2 separate regions of the Homo sapiens genome follow, and region 1 is linked to region 2. The links are chromatin loops, found by intact Hi-C in ENCODE. Cell type or tissue: PC-9. All regions are shown on one strand. Each heading gives the region's core, and the rest is flanking DNA. Links, peaks and the distances in the headings are about the cores only. Region 1 overlaps EFNA5 (ephrin A5). Region 2 overlaps EFNA5 (ephrin A5).

The links. Peaks named below come from ENCODE experiments on the same cell type or tissue, not always from the same donor. Only the 100,000 strongest peaks of a DNase experiment are listed, where the experiment ranks them.
Region 1: it touches region 2 in a loop (2.1-fold over the local background); 4 of 110 quality-filtered maps call a loop at or near these places.

The regions. Positions count from the first base shown.
Region 1 is chr5:107,591,551-107,604,616 of GRCh38, forward strand. All of the region lies in intron 1 of EFNA5 (ephrin A5), which reads right to left. Among named protein-coding and RNA genes, the nearest start is that of EFNA5, 73 kb to the right of the region's middle. RefSeq lists an enhancer at 7,418-7,712. In PC-9, for the core only: no CTCF peak of the experiment used is centred there; a DNase peak (open chromatin) is centred at 7,571.
Region 2 is chr5:107,644,346-107,657,411 of GRCh38, forward strand. The region is part of intron 1 of EFNA5 (ephrin A5); the gene reads right to left. Among named protein-coding and RNA genes, the nearest start is that of EFNA5, 20 kb to the right of the region's middle. In PC-9, for the core only: no CTCF peak of the experiment used is centred there; no DNase peak of the experiment used is centred there.

The DNA of each region.
Region 1 (13,066 bases), core at 4,785-9,784, 53 kb before region 2:
AGTGGCTCACACTGTAATCCCAGCACTTTGGAATCCCAGGTGGGCACATCACTTGAGGTCAGGAGTTCGAGACCAGCCTGGCCAACATGGTGAAACCTGGTCTCTACTAAAAATAGAAAAATTAGCCAGATTTGGTGGCGGGCCCCTGTAATCCCAGCTACTCGGGAGGCTGAGGCAGGAGAATTGCTTGACCCTGGGAGGCGGAAGTTGCAGTGAGCCAAGATTGCACGACTGCACTCCAGCCTGGGTGGCAAAGGGAGACTCCGTCTCAAAAAAATATATATATATATATAAAATATATATAATATAAAAAATATATATATAATATATAATATATATATTATATATAATATATAATATAAAAAATATATATATAATATATAATATATATATTATATATAATATATAATATATATAATATATATAATATATAATATATAATATATATAATATATAATATATATAATATAATATATATTATATATTATATATATTATACATTAAACATATATTTATAATAATAATAAATTATTAATTTTTAATAAAAATATATTTTATATATATTATATATAGAATATATAGAATAAATGAGTCAATGAAGAATCAAACATTAAATATCATTAGAGTAGGCAAGCCCAAAATATATTCCAGTTTATTTCCAAAGCAGTTACTTTTTGTACTATAAATTTTATAAATGTATTCAAGTATATTTTCAAATAGATTTCCAACATTTAAAAATAAGTTTGTATAAACTTCAATTATACCAATGATCAATCTCCACTAAATCACAGTACACTTTTGGTATATAAATTTGACCAAGAAGTCAACTGATGGATGCAAATACACCCCTCATTCTTCAGTAAAGTGAAGCGAAATATCACATGATTATTGGCAACATGGACATGCTTTAAATAGTCTATGAATACTCTCATGTTTTTAATCTGAAAAAAAGACCTCTCTCAAACTAGGCTTCTAAAATTACTTAAAAACTGGTCTCGATGTCGAGGAAATGAGACAGACCAACAATATGTTATCTCTTAGCTTTAAATTTATTCCATGCAGGTTAGGGGAGCACCAGGCCGCAGTCAGAACATGACTGCCAAAGAGATGCAGGGACAGGCTCTTCAGAAAAGGAGGATCCTGGAGCTGGAATAGGACCTTTTCAATGTGAGCGAATCGGCATCTGTGAGCAGTGCTTGCAGTGGAGCTGTACACAGACAGGGAGGTGAAGTGAAATCTGTGACTGGGAGTAAGCCATCACACTTCCTAATGTCTCCACCCAAATGACAAGCCGGAGAGCCCACTGCCATTCTTTTCTGCGAAGGAATTCAGCTCACAAGCCATAGTGGAGACAGGAAAAGCCAAGCTTCTTTTGACTAATTTTTCTAAATAGCCATGAGGAAGCAGTGATGAGGCAAAATCTGTCAAATTTAATGTTTCACAAAAGCAGCAGTGCAATATATTAAAAGAGATGTGAGAAACTAACCTCCAGAAGGGATTGTGGCATGAGATCTCTGCTCATGCTCCTAGTTAGCAGTTCTTATGTAACTGTTTGCTATGTCCATGGCTATACATCAGCACCTGTTTTGAAACAGCTCTGAGAGCAGCTGAGTGAGCCCATGACTGGAAGAAGATACTAATCAGATACAGAGACTCGACCCTTATGTGCACTCCTCATTGTCAATCATCCATCTGGGACTGTCAAAACAAGGCCAGTCTGTTTCCAGGAGCAGCATCTGCCCAGCACAGGACCGGACTTCAGTATCCAGGCATTCTGTGGCTTTGCACCAGGAGAACAAATCTGTTCTTTCTGGAAGGAGAGGAGATTTCCAGCCAAACTGTTTGATGACTCTAACGTGGTCGATAATGCCAAGACTACGATAGGAAACAGCACTGCTTCTGACTTAAAGTCCAACCTGCTTATGGTTCCTAAGACATGTCCAGTTTTGTCAGAGATGTTCAAACCTCGAGAGCAGAGGGGCTCCACGCTGGCTGCACATCAGAATCACCTAGGGAGCTTTCAAAACCACCAACAGTCTGGCCTCACCTGACTCAAATTAAATGAGGCTTTCTAGGGGTAGGTGCTAGCATCACCCTCACCCAAGGTGATTCTAAACATGCAGCCAGCATTGAACTATGGGACCGGAAGGATTAAAGTGAAAAAGGAAATAGAACCAGAAAGAAAATGTTAAAAGAAAAAGGCAGAATAAAAGACAGAATGTTGCTATAAAAGGATCCCACCACCACTATCAAATAATTACAAACTCACCCAAGATCTCCCACAATAGCTCAGATCTAATTCCTTTCCTGACCCAGCCATCATCTTCTTTCCACCTGAAAATCCTTCTGGTATTTATAATCCTTTTATTTTTAAGCTACTAAACTAGAATTACATTCTGCCTACTGGAGAATACTTGCTTCTCATAAAATAGTTATTTGATTAGTTAAAAAGGTGAGACAAGTCAAGGTATGTGCTTGTTCTCTCATTCCTTTTCATGACTGGCTCTTCAAATAATTAAACTTGAATGGAAAAAAGGCATCTTGTTTCAAATAATACTGTAACCTGGGTATATCTACCTCATCAATACAAACTGATTCATCTGTGCTAAAAATGCCACATTCATGATAGTGTTAAAAATTGTGAGGCTCTTTTATCAAAGACCAGTTAGGAAGGTAAGATGGATTGTTAAAGATTATGTATGTAGACATCCATTCATAATCACCTTTTTAAAAATGTTGTAACTGAATGAGCCACTAAAGCTACACCAGGCTCATAATGAGGGGTAAAAAGAAGGGCTGCTGGTGGTACTGAGAGGCACAGAGACAGGAAAAGGAAGACAGAAAGGCAGTCTTCCAAGGCAGGGGGCAGGAGGAGAGGAAAAACTGAGCCAGGTCACTGCAGGGTGTGGCAGTGAGAGGTTTGGATAAGTGTGCCAGCTGCTGTAATCACCACTATCCACAAGCCAAACCCTTACACATAAGCTCAGAGATTCAACTTTTTTCAAAAGTTAATTTTTTAAAGCAAAACCCAAGTTAATAGAATGTTCCAGTAATCCCCTATCATCAAATTTTACTCAGTTGGTGGTGTGGAACTTCATTTATTCATATTTTTAGCTACAAAGTCAGGGCCTGCTTTCTCCCAACCATTTTCTAATCCTTCCCCTTCACACAGCACTCCCCTGACAGGCCTTATAGGCCTGGGGAAATGGGAGCCCCCTGTTTTACCCCGTATGCACTGACCAGCACCGGTGAAATTACAACACCCAGGAATGAAATACAAATCATTATTCCCAAATACAGACAGCATTTAGGCCTTTCCATTGCTCAACCGTTCATTCTCATGACCTGGATACCAAAGCAGACCTTCTGGCCAAAACAGCGGCTAAGTGGGTGTGCCACTTTTTTTTATTACTGTATCTCATATCAGATAGTTTAATTTTGTGTAATTTGTGGTATATGGCTGGATTACAAGAAAAAACAAAATGAAATCAAAGAAAATATAGAAGAAGGAGGAAGTGGAGTCATTGGTCCCCCCTTTAGTAACCAAAAAAGTACACTATAAAAACCAAGATTGAACCTTTGGTTTAATTTTTTTTTTTAAACTTTGATTACACAGTTGGGTCGGTTTGAGAATATGGTAATAAGTATAACCTTTAGAATGAAAGGCAGGATGAGCAGATGGAACCTAATTAATAGTGAAATATTATTAATCTGTCTCCCTAAGAGGAAGAAAAGTCAGTCATATTTTACAAAGGAATTTCTCTGTACAAATTAATAAAATCAGACTTACTATACAACAAGGGGCTCACTATGAAACAAATATGTTTGGTATAAACCTTTACCAAACCCCAATAATTAAAATCACTTCACCCTATCCTATAAAGCTTAAATATACCATTAATATGAAGCTCAGTTGTTATATATCACCACATTTTTTTACATTCATAATTTAATAAATATTATTTACAGAAAAAGAAGCAATAACTCATTTTTGGGAAGCCGGGAAAGGGAAAGATAAAATTAATTTACTATAAACTCAACTTTATAATTTTCCTGAAATCATAAAACTTATTTAGAAAAGTGTTCACATCTGAGTAGCTTCCCTGCAATGCCGGGGGTAACACCCATTCCCCTCAGTGTCCACAAGGGATTAGAAGCCCAAGATTCGGAATCAGACAGACCCAGATTTCTTTCTTGTTTTGCTACTGCTAGCTGTGTGCCACATGCAAGTTAATTAAGTCTTTCAGTCCTCAATTTACTGATCTCTAAAATGGGGATAAAATACGCACTTCAAAGTGTCAGGCATCTACATACCCAATAAATGATACCTATTCAGAGAAAAAGATATATAAACCTAAAAAAGCAAAAATGAAAAAGAACACATATTCATAGCTGGCAATAAGCAAAAGGCTTACATTTACTCCAAATATTTATTTTTTTAATTGCCTCAGAAAAAAATATTCCCTTCCTCCTATTTCTTGTCAAAACAAGATAGAAAAATAAAATTCAATGGGAAGCAGTACAGCTAACATTTTACTTAATACTACTTTGTTACAGGAAAATTCAATTTTCTTGTATTATTTTTTATTATGGCAAAAACATAAAATTTATCATTTTAGCCATTTTAAGTGTACAGTACAGTAGTGTTAATTATATGCACAATGTTTCCAACACATCTCTGAAACATTTTCATCAGCCAAAACTGAAACTCTATGCCCACTGAACAATAACTCCCCATTTTCCCCTTCACCTAATCCCTGGCAACCATATTTCCAGAGCTTGACTACTTTAGATACCTCATATAAGTAGAATCATTTTTCTTTCTGTGTCTGGCTTATTTCACTTAGCATAATTTCCTGAAGGCTCATTTGAGGTGTAGCATATGACAGGATTTCTTTTTAAAGAGTGGATAATATTCCATGGTATATAAATATACGCCACATTTTCTTTATCCATTCATCCACGGATGGCCACCTAGGTTGCTTCCATCTCTTAGCTGTTGTGAATAATGCTGTAATGAAATGGATGTGCTATTTCTTTTAGAAAGTGATGACTTTCCTTTTTTAAAAGTAATTTATTAATAATTTTGATAATTCAATCTTTGGCCTGCAAATATATACAAGTTATTTAACCTATAAAATTGAAATGTCTCTCTCTCCCAGCAAAAGGAGGTAGATGGAATTAGCAGGTTTTGACAACACTCCTCCATTCTCCCCGTCCAAAGTAGACATGAGGAAAAAAAAATACTGAAAATTCTATTTTTGTCACCACTGAGACTTTACATTCTGAGAAAATCAACAAACTGTAACAGTCCTAAAATGAAATCTCATTGGCACTTCACTAGACAAAACAGAAAGTCAGTTGACAAAAATTGAATTAGGTGGATCAGGACCCCAGGACCCAAGATCCAACATTTAGCTCTGGTACCTAATAACTGTGTGGCTTTGAGCAAGTTACTTACCTTCTCTGAGCTTACTTCCTCACCTGTAAATTGAGGTTTAAAACACTCATTTCTTTCAGGACTGTTGCACTGATAAGAACCACGCACATAAAAACTGTTTTAAGAAATACGTCATTTTAAATTTGATTACAATATTTTAAAAAGATCCATCAAAAATATTTAGTAAAGGGAATAAAAACTACTATTTAAATCATCTTAAAGCCTAAAATTAGCTATCGAAGTGAAATTATGTCCTATATATCTACATACCATAAGGTATGCATGAGTAGGCAAAGACAGATAACATACACAGTCTCGTCTTGGTCAAATTTGGTTTCCATCAGACAACCTAACAAATTCCAATGTAAGCTTCCACTCAGCCAACATTACTTGGAAATGGATTCATCTTCCGCAAAATTATTTCCTTCCACTGGCACTGACCCATCACCACAAAAACATCATCTAGTTTTTTCAGAGCACTGAATTAGTAGCTGGATGCAAGAGCTGAAGAACGTCTTGAAACATGGCCATATTGTATCACACAGAATATAGCTTGGAAAAATATTACTTTTCACAAACAAAAAACTTGGCTAGAGAAAGGGGGGAGAGAAGATTAAAACAAAATATCTCCCAGAAAAAAAGTGTAGAAAAAGGAATTGAAACAAAAACACTGAAAATTAAGTGTACTCAAGCCTTGTGTATTGTTGCTGCTTCCAGGAGATGAATTCTGAATATAACAAGATGAATTTCAACAGACCGTGAACCAGAGATTTTCAACATGATAAAGGGGAAACGATATATATTCAATTTTTACAAGCACTGAGTGAGCAGAAAACTGAAAATTCTTCAGCTGCTGATAATGCGCTGATAGAAGTGCATCCCCCGACAGAATTCCTAATGAACTGCCAGAAAAATGGAGAAGTATTAAACAAATGGAGAGACCTAATAATTATCTGTAAGCACACTAACATGGATCTCTAACAACTTCTGTAGTCATTTTCCTATTTTTAAATGAGATACTATTAAAGACCATTTGAATAATTTATTCAACCATTTACGATAACTTTAAGAGTCTTCAAAGATAATAGAAAATCATAAAGTAATATATGTAGGAGATAATGTAGAATACCTACTATTTATTGAGGTCCTACCACATGTCAGATACAATGATAGGTGCTTCACATTCCTCCCCACTACCCCTCTCTCAGTAACAAAGAGGAAAAGACACAGTGTTATTATTCACATTTTACAGATCAGGAATCAGAGGAGTTAAATAATTTTCCTTACTGCAGTCCTGCCCTGAGTCCTGCATAATTTTTAACATCTTATCCATAATCACTGGCTCTGACACCAAATTGAGTGGAAGAGTAAATACTCCAAAAGTGGAGAGGATAAGCAAAAAACTAAATTTCTCTATGAATGGAGGAAATTAAATTATAGGAAAAGACTAGTTATACTTAATATAGAAAAATCAAGGTTCATAGTGGACCACAGACTCTGTGCAAAACCAGATGTGATGAGAAATAAGAAACAAAAGAAAGACTGGACAATGAAACAGAATTATTTACTTGAAAAGTTTATAATCTTTCCTTTGGAAGGCTATGTACCCACAAAGCAACTTCTGAACCCATAAATACATACAGATAAACATACAGGTGGTCTTATAAAGGTCAGAATTCAGAATCAGAATTATGAACTCAGACCAGTATACTATGACACTAATTTTTTGCTCACGGCCAGTTATATTTAAATTCTCTACTCTTAAATCTCAATACAACATTTTTTCATGCTTTTTATCTAACATGCCGAATGATCTAAATGAAATTTTAATATTTCACTGTATGGCAAAATTCCACAATGTTTAACTCTTTACATCTGACTGTGAACCATTTCTTTTGAATTACATTCATTCTCTCTTAGCTTAATTCACTGAGTTAAAGATGCTCAAACAGACCAGGACTGAGTCAAATGAAACACTAAACGCCTGGATTGGGGGCATCCTACAGTTCAAAGCATGGCTTCCCTAGTCAGGAAGTCACTGTGGATATATTAAGGGAAATAAAAACATGCATATTTGGTTTTTCTGTGACTTAAGAAGTCTACGAGGAAATGGGCACGGGAACCAGAGGATAAAGATCAGTAGACACATATTTGAAATGATGTGTGTACAAGGTTATTCATTACAGCATTGTTTATACAGCAAAATACTGCAAACGATCCAAGGGTCCATCACTAGGGAGCTCCTAAACAAACTATAGCACATCTATACAATAAAGTGGTAGGAAGTTGTAAAGAATAATGAGGAAGGTCTCTTTATCCAGGTATGGACATATTTCCAATTTAAAAAGCAAGATACAGAACAGAGATATGCTCTGAGTATGATATGGTTTAAGTAAGAAAGTAGGGATTATAAAACATATATTTGCATATGCTTGCACAAAAATAGAATACTCAGAAAACTAATAAAAGTGGCTTCATATATGGGGCAGTGGGGAATAGGGTAATGGAGACAGGGACAGAAAGCAAGATTTCTCACTCTGTATCTTTTTCTATCATGTTGCTGTTTGAACCTTCTGAATGTATTAACTACTAAAAAGTAAAATAAATAGATCTACAGCCAATTAGAAATCGATAGAAAACTTTTTATAACATGTAGTAATCATAAATATCACTGCAGTCTAGAAAGATTTGTTAAATATTTTATGAAAAGTAGCTACCTATAGGGCATGGAACAAAACTTTAGGAATTTGATGAGAAAAGAAGAATAATTGCCAAAGTATGCTTCTAGGAAAATCCTACTGTAGTGCCATTGCTAGGAAGACTCCAGTGAGTTGCTCTCATTTTCAGAAATGCATCTCCGAGGCTGTGCCTTGCAGACACACAATGGCAGCTGCCTTTAGGCAGGTAGTTGGAAAAACCTGAAAGTACCTGCTATTGTCCAAAGCAGCAGCTTCCCTTCAGGACTCTCCTCAATCTCATGAATACCTTCCAAACTCAGTAAAAAGGAATGTGAAGTAGACAGATTCAAGAAATGAAAATTACAACAAAACCCAGAATGACAGAAGAACCTGGATGCTAAAGTTCCCCTGATGTCATCCAGATATTGAATATGACTGATCAGTGCCATTTTGGGTTAATCACAGGCTACTTCCCAGAGGAAGTGAATTTGAGCTAAGGTTTGAAGGTGACAGAAGGGAAATGAATGCCAAGTTAACAAGAGATGAATTGCAGTAAGATTTCACAGAGCTATGTGAATAGATAGAACAGTGGCACAGAAGCTGAAATGTGGGCAACTGTAATGGCATGCATTTAAGGGAAATGAATATAAATTACTCTTGGACGATGATCAGTTGGCTACAAGATGTCAGTTACAACCTAAGAAGAGGAACTGTTGGCCACTGATGACTATTCACTAACGATTACAACCTAATATACTGTGGTAGCCCAGAGGCCAGCAATAAACTGAAGGTAATCAGCTAAGTTAATAAAAAATGTTTCTCTTTTTTTTTTTTTGGCCACAGAGTCTCACTCTGTCCCCAAGGCTGGAGTGCAGTGGCAGGACCTTGGCTCATTGCAACCTCTGCCTCCCAGGTTCAAGTGATTCTCATGCCTCAGCCTCCCGAGTAGCTGGGATTACAGGCATGCACCACCATGCCCCCTTAATTTTTTGTATTTTTAATAGAGACAGGGTTTCACCACGTTGGCCAGCCTGGTCTCAAACTCCTGACCTCAAGTGATCCACCCGCCTGAGTCTCCCAAAGTGCTGGGATTACAGATGTGAGCCACTGGGCCCAGCCAAAAATGTTTCTCTCTTAATATACAATTCTGAAGTATGTTTAATCTGGTATCCCATCTTAAATCTGGACCTCACCCCGTGAAAAGCTGAGGACAGGTTAGAGGAGAGAAAGATTCCGTATCTTGATTAAGATACAGAAAAGCCCAGAAGACCTATAAAGATTGAAAGCCCTTTGTCTAAAATAATGAAAGCTGAGACAAGCAATGATCAAGTTCTTGTTACCTTCAAACCTGGTAAATGTGAAAAATTAAAGCTAGCAGTCCCTATAAAGTATGTGGAAAACTTAGAGAACTCATCATCCCTAGATGAGATACATGCTGAATCTACAAGTAACTTCGAAAGAGGTTTAGATTGTTTCATAGGAAAAGCATTCATAACATATTATTACTAGAAATCAGGACCATTCGTACTATGTTCCAAGGGAGGAGATCTTTGACTGTCCACAATGTTTTGGCCGCATTGGCAAAGAACTCATGACGCAATCTTACCTCTATCTCAGCTCCTATGTCAGCTGGCAGGGCTGACAGTGGGGACATTTCAAAGGAAGATAACGTAACCCATAAAGCAGAGCGTTAGGGAAGCACAGAGTAATTCACTGCCAGTCTCTGCCCACCACTGTACTGGGCTGCACCATCTTCAGGACTGTAGAAGTAAGTGTAACTCTGAGAAAACAACCAAAATGAATCAAGCATACAAAATCAAAGGAGGTTAGGAAATCTATATAATTTAATCTTAAGAAGAGAGCAAAATAACATGAAAAATTTCTCAGTTGATTAGGTAGATAAGGTAATGACCATCTTTTTAAAGAAAATAAAAGTCCTTAAGAGTTAAAATTAGAAAGAATTGCCTGCAACTGACATTAATAATACTTGCTAAGGGTAAGTGCAGTAACTGAACACTTATTAGTTGCTAGACATTGTGCAAGGTGCTCCAAATTCTTTAACTCATGTTTTTTCCTTTTCCTTTTGATCGTTACCTTTACAGAAACACACAAACAAAAAACAAAAACACCTAGATAATTTGTGGAGGTAAGCTGGAGTTCTATGAATTTAACTTCATGATGATGACTCGTTGAGACAATAAACTATGTATGCCACAATATTCACTAAAGAAGTAAGAAGTTTCCTCAAAAACCTATGTTTTTGGAGTCTTTCACAGCTTTCTAGGAACCAATTATTTTCCCCTTTCCAGGCTTATTGCATGTATTTAAACTATCCCTTAATTTACTGAATACTAACAATGAGCATTACTCCGAATTTAACGCTGGTGAATCTCGGGAAAGAGACGTGAGCTCACAGAGGAGGCAAAGAAGGAATGGTGATTTATGATCACAGAAAATGTGCACGTTATTAATGGGACTCAAAGCAAAAACATGTTTCATATGAGGAGCTGTTTTCAGTCTCCATTTAATGCAGGAGTTAAATTTGGAAAATCCACAGGTACCTCACTTATCTATATATAACATGGCTTTTCATAAAATGTTTGTAATTCTGAATATTGATGAGGAGTATATTGATGAGACAGAATTTGGGACTTCATTACCTCGAAACAGGCCTGTTAATGTATGTGGATGTATCATCCCAACAAATAACCATTCCAAGAAAGAAAAAAGTCACAATAACTATGGGGTAAAGATAAAAATCAGAGCCTATTAAGCCTGCCATTAGAAGGGAAAGTGGAATTGCTTCTCATTTTTTGGCCAACAATTAGGAAACCCAGAACATCAGGAACAAAACAAACGAACATTCAAGCTAAATGAAAACAGCAGTTTCAGAGCCCTTATACTTTGTTCAGCAGAACAGAGGTAGAGTGAGCTGTGCATTTTCCCCTCCATCCCCCAAACACCTCACAGGCTGGGGACAGGACTAATAATTTGACTTAATTACATGGTAATACTTATCTGGATTCAACTAGAAATCCTCAAACTGGTCCTAGCTTACAAACTGAGAAAGGAAAGGAAAGCCGATTTGGGATTCTGGAAGTCAGAGCAGGTTCCCAGTCGTTAGACGTGGCAGAGGAGAATAGAAATGATCACAAAGGAGGAAAAAGAAAGAAAGAAAAAAATACTAATTAGAAGAGCACAGTGACTAGAGGCCATGGGCTTTGGGATAAAAAGCCCTAGATACTGGCAGGAGGCAGGAGACGTAGCCATCTGGGAAAAATCATAAAGAAGTCAGGCTAAACCTACAGACCTCGAAGGCTCCCGAGTGCATTCCGGTATTACCAAGGAGTTCAATAAATGGTGTTCTTAATGAGGGTCCTGGTTCTTTGAGAAAACTCACCATACTTAGTCAAATCACTTCTTGTAATGACTGTGACATTTTAGAACATTTGCAATGAGAGCAGTTATAACTGTTTCATTGTTTAAAGGATTAAGCAGATTTAAGCCGAACTCCTCCTTCCTGGACACTCTAGATGAATTAGCTACTGTAAGGAAGGTTGTAGTTCAAGGTGCATCAAAGAGTCACTACTCCTTTTAATGGAATTTTCCCCCATTCCAGTCTTAGCTTAGAAAGGAAAGAATATACAGAATTGACTGTAGTTTCTCAAGGAAATATCATGGCAATTTTTATCCCTCACTTTCATATAAATTTAGAGGCTTTTCTAAGTGACAGGATAAATCACTGTCTCTGATACATGAGGATTTATACTTAACTGAGATTAGTAGGCCATACCTCAGGAGAACAGCGTTCTCATTCTGAACAATACGCATGAACCAAGGGAAAGGTTCCATTTTAGTCATTCACTTCCATAAAATGCAAGTTCATTTCAATTACTACTGTGGCTCACCTACTAACGACCAGCTCCAACAACATAAAAAACATTAAATCACCAAATTTGTCATCAGTGTTTTACATGTGTTTCCCATGCTTGGTAAAGTACGTTTACTGAGAGCAAAGAATGTTAGAAGTGGAAACAAGCTACAGACACCACTCTCGTCTGTCCTGACACTCTAACCGTGAGGAGCTGTGACTTATGTTAGCAAGTGAAAACTGGTAGGCATGAAATTTCTTTTACAAGAGCAAGCCAAAGTGATAGCAGAAATTTACTTTATATGTATAGCTTTACAGAACGGCAATGTGGTTCCTGCTCATAGAACAAAGTGAGTTAATCTACTTTGCAAGAGACAATGACCTTTCAAAGCAAGCTGTGATAGGTTTATCCCTTACCTTACAAAAAGAATATCAGTTCTTTAGCAAAACCATAAGGACAAGGTAATTTTGTAAGGACTAATTCAGGTACTCCTTTTTCAAGGTGAAGTACACACATTTCTCAAATCTTTGGGGACGTGAACCAATATTATTCTGCAATATGCATTTAAAAATCAGATAATTATTGGACAGCTAAGCATCTATAAGAGAATGGCTATTCCCAGTCACCAATATTAATCTTTTATTTATTTATTTTTTAAGAGACAGGGTCTACCTCTGCCACCTAGATGGGAATACAGTGGTGTATCACGGCTCACTGCCACCTTGAACTCCTGGGCTCAAGCAATCGTCCTGCCTCAGCCTCCCGAGTAGCTGGGACCATGTATGGGCTTGCACCTGGCTCTGATTTTTTTTTTTAACCAAACCAATTTCCTATCTTAAAAGTCACAAGAAGAGCACATTGGTTGTGTGGCTTTCATGTCTTACTTCTCAACAGCAATAAGAAATAAACATGAGCTGGAAGAGAGAAACAGAACACTAGTCTCAGTGAAGGAAATAACTTAATTCAGCACACTGCTCTACAAGCATCTGTCTTTGGTCTCACTGCATTCAAAAAATAACATGGAAAAAGGAATGGAGACATGAGTAACACATATAAGAAAAAAATAATTAGAACTT
Region 2 (13,066 bases), core at 5,406-10,405:
AAATGAGGAAAAAAAAGAATCATTATGTAGAAAAAAATGAGAACATTTTGCTTCGTTTCAAAAATTATTTATTCAAATTAGTGAACAAAACATGGTCTATCGGAATAGGCTCATTAAACAGAAAAAATACTTGCATCCAAAGAAATCTCATATGTAAATAGAAACTTGTATATTTTTTGCTGTAACAAGCAGACAAATCCAGTTATTTTTTCATGAATAACTGTTTATTTTGTCATCAAAAAATCTTTGTTAATTACCTAGTTGGTAACTGACACATAATAGATGCTCAATCAAGAGTTTAAGAAGTGAATTTCCTCAACAAATTTTAAGTGACTACTGTCTACTTTTTTCTGTTTTGTTTTTTGTTTGTTTTTTTGAGACAGTCTTGCCCTGCCACCCAGTTTGGAGTGCAATGGTGCAATCTCGGCTCACTGCAACCTCCGTCTCCTGGGTTCAAGCAATTCTGCTGCCTCAGCCTCCTGAGTAGCTGGGATTACAGGCATGTGCCACAATACCTGGCTAATTTTGTATTTTTAGTAGAGATGGGGTTTCTCCAGGTTGGTCAGGCCGGTCTCGAACTCCCAACCTCAAGTGATCTGCCCACCTCAGCCTCTCAAAGTGCTGGGATTACAGGCGTGAGCCACCACGCCTGGCCTGTTCTGTTTTTCAAATTTTAAGTTCTGGGATACATGTGTAGGATGTGCAGGGTTTTTAGGTAAACATGTGCCATGGTGGTTTGCTGCACCTATCAATCCATCACCTAGGTATTAAGCCCCACATGCATTAGTTATTTAGAGTCAATTATATAATGCCATGACTTACAAATGTCTTCAGCTATCCAGACATGGGTTAAATACATCCAGAAAATATATATCTATTATGTGAAAAGCTTCAAACAAGGGGACATAAAGATCAGTAAATCTGCCTTGTAGAAGTTGAAGTAATTTCCGGGCTACCTTTAAACTTGTGTAGCACTAAACTGTTCACCTGTATTTTATCCAAAGTATTTTTCCCAACTGACCGAATTAAATTTGTACTACCCTTCATAATTTGTTTAAAAGTCCTTGTAAGTGGCATTCACTATTCACATGTTAATAACTCTGCCAAATTTATATCTAGCAAATCTTGGTATGTATAAGAGTGTTTTTAGTGCCATTTAAACCAATTTATTCACACTATACTGAATCAAGTTTTATAGTCAATCTAGTCATTAAATTTACCCTAAAACACCAGAACAAATAAATATTTTTGTCTGATTCTCACTTCAGAAAGATTGGGCAGGGGTAGTTCTTTTCATTCACATCTTATGGATATTACATATACTTAAAGTCATGAATTCTTTACAGAACAGCCCCCAAATGTTTAAAAGTGTTAGGCATGTTTAAAGATGCAACTCTTGATTTGGAGATTGCTAAAACAACAATAAAAGACTTATTCTAAACCTTGATCAAATTAGCTACTTAGCTATTATTGTTTTCTCCAGATAAATATGGATTCAGTACCAGTAATAGAGCCAAACTCATTTGACCACATATTCCCTGTGGCCTGAAGCCGTCACCTGTTTTGCCATCGTCAATCTATCTTTTCAAATACCTAAGAGGCTGAGACCAATGCAGCTGAGAGAAACAATGGATAAGGATCTATTTACACTTCTGCTGTGAAGAATAATCATAGGTTAGCTCTGGCTTCCAATTAACAAATAAAAAATTGGTTAACTAAAGCACAGCTCTTTTTCTGTGAAATGATAGGTGAGCAGAATCTAACAGACACTATATGCTTAGTAATTAGTATCTAAGGTATAGGAAAAGAGTACGCAGTTGCAGTCTAGAGATGGAATGTACAGCATGATGACTATAGTTAGTAATATTGTGTTGTATACTGAAAGTATGCTAAAAGGGATAGATTGGATAAACTGACTTCCTTGACTATGGTAATTATTTCACTCTGTATATCAAAACATGATATACATATATCATGGTGTACATGTCGTACATCTTATATACAAAATATTTTTGAAAAATTTAAAGATACTATATGCTTAAAGGCATTATCATTCTCATATTTTAAAAATTCTACAACATGCCTACTGTGTGCCAAGCACTATGTTGACTACTGTAAACAAAAAGAAACCAAGTAGATTATAAGTATCTGGTATTAATGTCCAGTGAGGTGAGATAAATATTACTGAGGGATAGTAAAGGGTAATACTGATTAAACATGTTGGTACTAGTTCTTCCTTTTACAAATCTACTTGAGTTCCTGGATCTCCCTGTAAACACTGAGACAGAAAGGGTCACACATATTGACTCATTTTGTGCATATCTTATTGAAATGGGAAGCTGTTGAGAAAACATTCAACTGCTTCTGAAAAAAATATTTACATGGTGAGGGGGATACTTCTACTTACTATCAGTGGGTACTATCACTGAAAGTGGTTCTTAATATAGAATGTCCTTGACCACAAATAAATTTTTTTAAAGCTTATTTAAAAAGCTTCATTGTATGGGATTTTCCTGTATGAGAAAAGTACAGACATTTGGGTCAGTTCTCTAAGTTTCTCCAGAAATAGTATTTTATTATATATATTCCACTGAAATTGAGACTTTTGAATATGACTGTCAGTACATTGTAGGCAACTATTAAGCATATTTTAAATAACATATCAAAGACAATTATGAAATGCATAAAGCCCCTATAATGCAAAATTTTTTCAAAAATAGCATCTCTGTGATGTTATCACCCTGACAATATAAAACACAAGAAAATGAAATATAGTTGATAAGATTATGTAAAATGCAGTATATGTATGTATTTAAGTAAAATGATTTATTTTGCATCTTAACAAAATATCAACCTATTTCTATCATATTCAATTCTGGAAATTTAAGAGCCAGACAAGCAAACTTCTTGGTGTAAATATGTAGCTACTATATACACTTTCTTCAGCATCTCACAATGCATCGTGGGTATAACTGTCTACAATAAATTAACAGTAACTCAATATTTATAAAAGAGAAACATAGTTCAAAATCATAGCCCCATAACTGGCATTGCAATTATAATGAGCTCTTATTTTATGAATATCTTTCAATGAAAATAGCTATATTGGTAACTGGAAATAATTATTAGTAAAACAGACCTACTTTAATGCTCATTCTGATAATCAAAAAATTTAAGATTACAGAATTATAAAATAATGGAGAGGAATAAAATAGATTCCACAAAAGTTCAACTTGGATTAAGTTAAGTTGAACAGCTTTTATTAGATAACAAGGAAATGAAAAACATTCAGTTCATGTCCAACAAATTACTAAATGCAGAAACACCAGCAAACACACATTTTACTGTCGGTAATGGCTGCTGCTCACAAATCAATCTACTTGGATGAGAACAAGCCTAACCTCTAAGAGGACACATCACTGTGCTCTGTGACTGTGATTAGTCCACCGAAAACTCACACTGTCACAGGAAATGGGGTGAATCCAGTCCAATTTACCCATGAAACTGATTAGGAATAATTTGACTAGAAACTGCAGAGAAAACAGACCCTGAGTGGGCCAGGCAACTCCAATAAATGAGGTCTATAAGCAAAGCTGTCCAAAGCAAGAAGGGCATTAAACAGGTGGATTAGATAATATTTAGGCATTTCTGTTTATATATCTATTTCTATACTTACCATCATCTTGATGCAAACGCATTTAGTAACTTACTTAAAGTTTCACTGAAAAAAAGTTTAACTGATTTTTTGCCTAAATCATTCTTGCAAAGAGAACTGGCATCTTGGAACTTACTTTAAAGAACCAACATGTCTTATTCACTTAGGTTCTCACTGATTATTAAAGCAAGTTTTGAAAAGTTCATTTCATATTATAAAGTTTACTATGACATTATTTATATATTTTTAATAATCACATGAAAGATATGTATAAAATTAGTTGAGCTTTGTCAAAACATGCAATAAAAGGGTGTGACAATGGAGTCATATTTATGTAACTAAAATACTTATATTGCATAATTGTTTGCTGAATTAAAATACTATATACAAGTACCCAATGTTTAAAAATTCTTATTCTACTTCTTACTTCCTTCCAAATGCAAAGGGAAAACAAATGAAAACCAAATAGTTTCAACTTGTGGTACATTTTATAGCTGTGAATTGAAAACATTTTATTCTAGGCTCTTCTTTTTCTTCTTTTGAAGCACTTAGATTTTTTAAAACCATTTTTAATTCTTAGAATTAGTCTAAATTAAGAGTTTACTCAGATACAGCACAGTTGCGATCTCCCTGCGTCAAACTTCAGGATTCAACTCATCAACTCTGATAAGGGATGTTGGATGGTTTGGGTAGTTGAATATATGTCACACATTATTTTTATTACTGACTAATTGTAACTTCAGTGTGGTTTTCCAGATATAAATATTTAAAGCCATGTCTGAAAACAAAACAGAAAAAAAAATCCTTTTAATAAAATCTTTAGAGTCATGTTTGAAAGTAAAAAAGAAAACTTCTGTGTCCTCTTCAAAAGTTTACACAATGTAAATATGTATGTATTAGTTCCTCTTAACTGAAAAAACAAAGTTGGAGGGTTGGGGAGAAGTAAATCATAAGTTTTTAAAAAAGAAGTTTTAAAGGCTGATAGATTAATGAAGTTGAAAATGACCTCCCAGAAGACAACAATCCCCTCATTTCACAGATGAGGAAACACGACTTGACCAAGGTTAAGTGACTTGCCCAAGGTCAAACAGTTAAATAGTGTCAAGGCCTTACCACATCTCGGATCTTCTAAGTGAGATGCTCTCGCCTAAGAGATCGACTAATTCAATCACCTTGTAAAGATGAAAAACAGAGTCCCAGAGCAATCGATGACTTGATTAAGGTAAACATCTAGTTGGTAGAAAATAAAAAACCTGACTCCAGGCCTTGGTATTTTTTTAAAAGATATTTTTTCATCTTCCAAACTGATAAAATCAAAAAGAATAATTTTCTCACAAATCAATACATGAATTTAGTTAGGCTGGCAAAACATCTGGCAACAGGTAGCCAATAAATTGAAATGAAGAGAGGCACACTATGGGCAGACAACTCATAGGCTAATCGTCAAATGACTAATTCTCCATGTTAATGAATCAGAATAATAAAAATGAATAATATGTAGATTTCATGGATCCAAAATTATGCACCATGCATTTTACATGCGTTTACTTTCTCACTGAATCAACACAATTTTGCAAATTATACATCCTATTTTACATAAGTGAAAATTGAGGGTTGGAGAAAAGAGGCAGCATTTGATCCCAGGTCACCTCAACTCTAAAGTTAGACTATGCTCTCTCTTTGACATATCTCTGTATAATTATATGGTATTTTTATATAATAATACAGAAATACATTTGAAAGTATTAATAGCTAAAATTTATTGACCACATACTATGCGCCAGGCATTTTTCTATGCTTTATGTTTAATAATACATCATTTAATCATCACAGTAACTCTATCAGACAAATAGATTAGTATTTCCATATATAAATGAGAAAGATGAAACAGGGAATGATTAAGTAACTTGTCTAGGACCACAGCAAGTAGTCAGTGGAGGAGCAGAGAAGTGTACCCAGAACCAACCCACCTCAAGTTCTTAAGCATCATGGGCCAGCCCTTGAGTATGGTGTTTTTGCCATGACTCAATCTCTGACCTCAAGAATCTTAGAATCTAGTAATGGGAACACATGCAAAAATGCAGATAACATATATAAACTATAGTATAACTCATATACTAATATTACCCATATAAACAACTAAATTAGAAGATGGGGTAACAACTTCCACTGCAGAGGTACAAACAGCTATGCTAAGGAATGAATTGCCTAATGTTTGCAGACACGCAATTCAACGAAAAGACTTGGGTTAGTCTGGCAAAGCAGAGAGGTACATAATGGATAAAGTGTCAAACCCTTTCTTCCCCTTACTTGTTGTCTCTCTGGAGATTAGGTGAGAACCTGATCCACTCACTGCCTATCAGGAGACTTCTGTCTTTGAAACTAATCAGGAAGAATTTACTGGCTGTTAAACTCTATGGCAAGAACTCTTGTGAAGGAATGAAACAAAAGGAAGGGAAACTAAGATGAAAGTGAGGGATTTGGGACACAAAATAACGCAGAGTCACTTCAAGCATCTATGTATTGTTCCCTATAGCTTAAAAATGATTATTTCTTGCTCAAAATGTGCTTATAATACAGAAAGCAAAATCTGCATTTAAAATTCTTAAGTAAAGGTATATTGTTATTATGTAAACCAAAACTGACTTTAAGTGAAATAATTTAGGTTGACTATAGAGGAAAATTTCCTGACTGTATGATTGCTAAATTCTAAAACTTTTATTCAGGGAATATCCAGAATTTCTTCTGAACGTCTTCAAAAATAGCTCTATACCTTTGCCAGCCTTCAGGAACCAAGCTTACCTGCATGCAGGCAAGAAGGGCCAGTGGTATGTGAATCCCTAGCAATTTGGTTGTATATACAGATTGTACATACACATGGCCTCACAATTAGCTCCAAAGAACCAGTCCACGAAACATTTAACCTCCGGTTATACTAGTTATTTGTAGTGGATGCCAAATTATGGCTTGCTACCTCAGTCCATTAAATGCTCAACAAAGAGGAATAAAAATGTGCATTTTTAATGCTCTTTTCATATTAGCATATAGTCCCTACCATTCTCCTCCACTACACCTCCTCGGAAATTCTGCCCCAAGGTCACCCTTCAACATTTCATCAAGTTCTGTTAGACAAACTGTATCACTCCACATAGCCCAGCTGAGTGGTAAGGGCCATTTACTGGCCAAGGGACCTTTGGCTAGTATAAAGTATGTAAAAATCAGTTTTCTCAGCAGCAAAACAAGAATTATAATACTTCCCTCACAAGAGCTTTTGTCAGGATTTTTAAAAATGATGATTTAGTCTATAAAGGACTGTGCTCAGACACAGTAAGTGCTCAATAAATGGGAGCTATTCAAGTCAATTCCTAGAGGGGCACATAAGTACTTCTGTGGCCTATAAAGCAAAAATGAATCTCTTCCACAGCATTGTTTCTATTCGCCCCTAAGTAAATGCCAAAGCCTGTACTCTAACTAGGAAGGTTTTGAAAACATGATTCAAAGAGCCATAGGGGGTCCTCGCAGGCCTCTCAAGAAGCCTGGGAACAGAGCACAGCCGACCGCCCAATCTCTCCAACTACAACTTGATGTTTGCTTGGTGGTTTGGCATTTGTTTTTCCGTTTTACACATTAGACTTTCGCTAATGATTTTTGTGAACAATGGTTTTTTGGCAAAAAAAAAAAAAAGCTTTGAAAACAATTGCTTAATCCACATGTCAGGGAAACAATTCAGATATAATAGAGCACCCTAAGTTTCATCTGGAAATATTAAAATTACTCTGATTTTTATCATCTCACCACTTAACCACTTACAAATGAAGCCTAATTTGAAGATCTTCAACATTTACCAGTATTCTGTTATATTTACAAAGCAATTAAACAGTGGCTAAGATATACAACAGTGCAGAACAATTCTAATACATATTAAGACCCTGTTAATCCATCTGTTACAAAGAACAATGCAATATAATGGTCCTCCTTCCCCTACTAAAAATGCAGCCTCGTGTATGTGTGGGAGTAGGAAGTATATGAGATATCTCTGTACCATCCTCTCAATATTGCTGTGAACCTAAAGCTGCTCTAAATAAATAAAGTCTTTAAAAAGTCAAAAACAAAAATCACAACCTTAAATTCACACTCCACAACTTGACCAACCTACCTCTTCAGCCCATGCTGCAGGTACTTTCACTAGATCCCCTCCACCCTGAATAAACTACTTTCTGTTTATTCCCCAAATCCATATACAAGGTTACAGCCAGTAGGCCTTTGCTCCTGTTCCTAAGGATCCCTGGAATATTCTTCAGCTACTTGCCCCATCTCTTTTAAAATCATATCCATTGTTCAAGGTCTAGACTAAATTATTCCTCTCCAGAAAGTAGTTTCTGATACCCCTGAACAGATGTGCTTTCTCTCTCTCTGTCCATAGCATTTCATGCTTTATTGTGACACTATTGTTCTAATATATTAGTGGCCTGAATGAAGCAGAACAGTTTGATGATTGCCTTGGCAGTCAAAGAATTTTCTAATTGTCCTGGTATTTGCCTGCATGTGGTCTTTAGCACTGATATGTTCACATCAAATATCACAGAAGACTACAAATTTAAAAGCATGCTTACAATATCAGTGGAAATGAATTAACAATCCAAATATGCTATTGGTTTTACTGTGTATTTATTAACAATTACTTTGTAGTCAAGACACAATAATTTCTTTTTAAGGATGTTTACTTTTCTAGTTAGTAAATGTACGGGATGGTTTTCACTAAAACATAAGTCAGCCAGCTGTTTGTTTGGGTTCTTAAACTGAATGGTAAAAATACAAGCAGCTTTTTCTCAAAGTACTCCACTTTAAACAAGGGAATCTGTTCCATATTTAAATGATTTAATTTTCTTTTTCTAAAAAAAAATAGTTTAAATTTTTCATATAATAAGAACATCTCCTCTTCAGAACTTTCATTTCAAATGGCATATGGTTCTCCCTCACCCATCTGATGCCCCAGGGATGCCAAGGCACTTAGGAGACCCAAGAGAGTGTGTAATCCGACATGACAGCTGAAAGAGGGAAGGCTGACAGAGGCATCAGAACAGGTACCAGGGAGGGAGAAGCATCATTCTGGAATCTGAGGGTTTACCCTTTTACTTTCTTCCAAGTTCACCAAAATGCTGCAATTTACATCTCCTTGAGAAGACAGCATCACTGACCCAAAGGTTTCACTCAGAAATGGGCTGGACCCACCAAGACAAGCAGCTTTGTGTACCTTAAACTTCACTAAAGCAGACAGACTGGTCAGCGTTTCTGCACTTCAGTCTCCTAAGTTCTCCATAACCCAGTGTAAGCTCCAGCTGGCTTTGTAGTCAGCTTCCCTTTCCTCTATATGGTGCATTTATGAGTTCGGCTGTGGGCCCTGTTAATTTCCCTCCACAGCCTTTCTTCTCTTCCTAACACATGCATACTTGAGCCCGCTCTGGAGTGCTGACTAAGGAGGAACAATAGGAGGCTTTGAGCAGGGCTCAAGCCCCAGACCCAGTCAATATTTACTTCAGTTTGGAGGCACTGTTTTAAAGCTCCTTCCAAGCACAACTCAACAGGGGGAGTCCCCAGAGGTTTCTAGATTTTATTTTAACTAGAGGGAAGAGGGGTATGGAGATAAATAGATTACTGTCCAAACCACTTTCTCAGAGAAAATAAGAGAGGCTGTTCAACAAAACAGGTTAGATTTTCAATACTAATTAGCAATTTATAACAAGAAAAACCAATCGTCTTCCAACACTGATTATTGCAGTCTTAAAACTCCATATTCAGGCTGCAGTGCAAATCTACTTAATGTGACCCATGTATATCTTGTGAGCAGAGTCCTGATCCTATCAACCACTCAAGAGCTTGCCAATGTTTGCCTACTCTGCCCAGAATGGTAATGCAAGAGCTCTAGGTGAAGTTAACCCAAACTCCACGACTGAATTCCAAACCAGGTCTTATGTATACTATTAATATGTGATTACAAAATGAAGTTGTGATTACCAAACCCCATGAATTAAGAGTATGCTATGATAAACACTAGTAAGTATGCCTGTTATCTTTGCAGTAGATTGGAAAGGTTAATCTATGGCTATGAAGGGAGTGACTAGGAAAAAAAAGTCACAAATACTCTCTTCCCACCAGTAAAAGAGGCTTACTATGGGACAGCATGTGAGAGGTAAGATGGATAGTTTGTTCTAATACCATATTAGAGCCAATAAAGCTTCCCTGTGGGTTTACATTGCCTTCTGTTGACATAAATATAGACAGACCTTCTATATTAAATATGAAACTACTTAACCATAAGGATTTTTGTATTTGCCAGTGGGTTTAAACTTTTTTTTTAAAGGTCAATTGCCATAGAACTAACCCAAAGTGACAGTTGGGAAATTTTACTAAAATGATTAAGGCTATATAAAATTACTAAAGATTTGTTAGATACCTAAGGAAGAAATTCATAGTTGTCTGCCATAACCAACTATAATACTCATTATTCCATTCAAATCATTAAGTAGACTTTGTTCCTTTTGCTTAAAGACTCAACTGTATATTCCATTCACATTTTGCAACATTTCCATAAGAACAGAGCCAAATGATCTAAAAACTTTAAAAAGAGAAATTGAAGAGAATTTACAACTGTCCAAAGTTAAAATTCTAGTTTATGACAACCTTAGTACTAAAGAGCATCTTCTGTATTTTAAACATGTAAAATACATTGACATAACTCAGCCTTTCACAAAGAGAAATAGAGATAATTCAACCCATTCCTCCCTCCAAAAAAAATAATGAGGTAAAAGGTGATGCACCAGGATTAGCCTGTTCAACTGTCTAAATTCATCACATGCACTGGAATCTGTTCAGCTCTAGCCTTTAGTACATTATTTACCATATTAATAAAAGCTGAATAATTAAGCTGCAACTCAATCCAATCATTTCAATACCTTAAGGAATTACTGGATAGCTATACACATGCAATCTGATCAATCAACATGCGCTCATGGAAAAAAAAAAATGCTGAGTAAGCCTGGCTAAGATGCAGTCTTTGGCTGATATTCTTTAACTGATGTACAAGAATATAAGGAATTAGTATTTTAATAACACAAAATATCAATAAGTAAGTTATCAAAATTTAAACTTCTTGACTACCCTTTTGCCAAGAAAGTAAGCCTGGAGCAAGGGAGTGACTGTAACTAATATCATTCATCAGACATGGAATCCAAGTAACATAAAATTACCAAGCTTCAAACTTGAAATAAACTCATAGCAAGCTCATTCCCTTGACAAATTTTAACTTCCAATTTAGCAGGAAAAAAGAAACCTGCTTTTGTACAAAATGATATAAGAGCAACAAAGGTAAATCTAGCTTTCCTATGAGCACAGCGATTGTAAATATTAAAATGCTGTACTTTTAAGAGAAATCTGTTATGCAGAGTTCACAGTGTTCTTTCAAATAATTTTGGTATGGCTTATGTTAGACCCAGTATTTTTATTACTAGTGGCCAAGTTCTGCCCACCAACATCACTAAATTTCTGGGTACAGCGCATAAGGATCATTGATAATTTCCCTTATGAATTACTTTTTCCTGGCATAAATGAGGTTTGTACCTTCAGGAGTAAAACAACATTACAAAATGATTATGTAAGTATATGATGGAAATTTTTTAACAAGTAACAGGCATATTTGCTATCCATCTAAATAACTATAAACATAGGAAGTAAAATTGGCTTTGAATAACCACCTGACAATGCTATAGGAAAGCAGCCCTTTGGCAGTAATCTATTACTCAGGTTTCAATGCATTAAAATATGTGTTCCTTGACAAATCCTGTTTCCTTTCTCAGCTACATGTTGTTATGATCTATTTATACCTCTAACATCAATGTGTGTATAATATGTACTAAGTTTAAGATAGTCAATAGCAAGAGTTCTCAAGCAGAGCGTCAAGAGGTTAAACCCTGCTCTTCTGGCAGCAGAATTCAGAAAAATCCAAGGATCCCAGGGACAGCCCAGCTGCCCGTAAGGAGCAGGCCCAGACAGGAATTGATTTGTTTCAACAAGCTCCTCATTGGAAATACAAGCATTCTCCAAGAGGATGTCGGTATTCATTAATTTCTCCTTTGAGATGGAGATATCTCATTATAACTATGAAGTCCAAAGTAGAATATCAGGGTTTTAGAAGTCAAAGAAGAAACAATATAGCAGAGACAAACTGAGAGGAGAAGGGAGGACATTAAAAATAAACCTGGCCAATTTTACAAAGGAGATTCAAAATCCCTTTCCCGGGAAGAAGGTCCTGGAAGACTTGCCTCTCAAGAGTCAGTCTTTACACATTATTACTCTTTTAGAAATCACAAGATAAAACCTAAAATGTAAATTCCTTTAAATAAAACCCAATGTAAATGTACAAATCATCTCTCAGGAACAACATATATTACAAAATGATACAATTTGGTCTACCTTTTAAAAATTCAACTCTTCTGTGATGCTTTTAAAATAAGTTTTATTTGTAAGAATGTATTTTCTATGCAACTTACCAGAATATATATAAAGTGAGATTCACAAGAATATATATAAAGTGAGGTTCAAAGTGAGGTAACTCCCCTTAAATCTCTATTTCCCCCCCAATTTATTGAAGTATGATTGACTTTATTCTTTTTACAAGTTTTATATCAGTTTTTAAAGTCCTGCCACATATACACATTCCTTTAAATTTTCACAAGTCTGAGGGAGATATTTTTATTATACCCATTTATTTATTAGGGTGAAGAAACTGAGGCTTAGATTCACCACTATAAATGGCATACTTACAACTCAAATAGAGCTGAAATTTAATTAGCTCTGAAATAAAACCAAAAAATTTTAACAGACAAGTGACAAATCTAATCTGATATAGGTTTTTTAATATCTTACTTTCTGAGTCCTTGCCTATCCAACACCCAAACAAATTTAAAGTTTGATCTGTAATAGTTGCTACTGTAAAAATTCAAAACAAAAAAGTACATAAACACAATGTTTTTACTATACGCAGTTAAATCTGTATAGGAACATATATTAGTATATGGAAGAACTTGGTTACAACCTATTAATATGATGACAAGTCACTGTTAATAACTTTGAGTTAAATAAAAACAATTTAATGTGCTTATTTTCTTTTTTTAAAAATGGAGGTGAAAAACAGTATTAAGAACTACTGAGCATCTTCTACTTCATCTAAAACACAAATCTTAGGTATATCAACTCTATTTTCAACAAATCCATTCCTATTCCTAAATTTAACAATCTTTGAAGCATATAGCATAGTTCTTTTTTAGGAGCCACTTAAGTTCACACAGAGTCACAGAAGGTTCTAGCATTTCAGGATCTATGAGAATCATAAAACTGGAAACGCTAAGTGCTTGT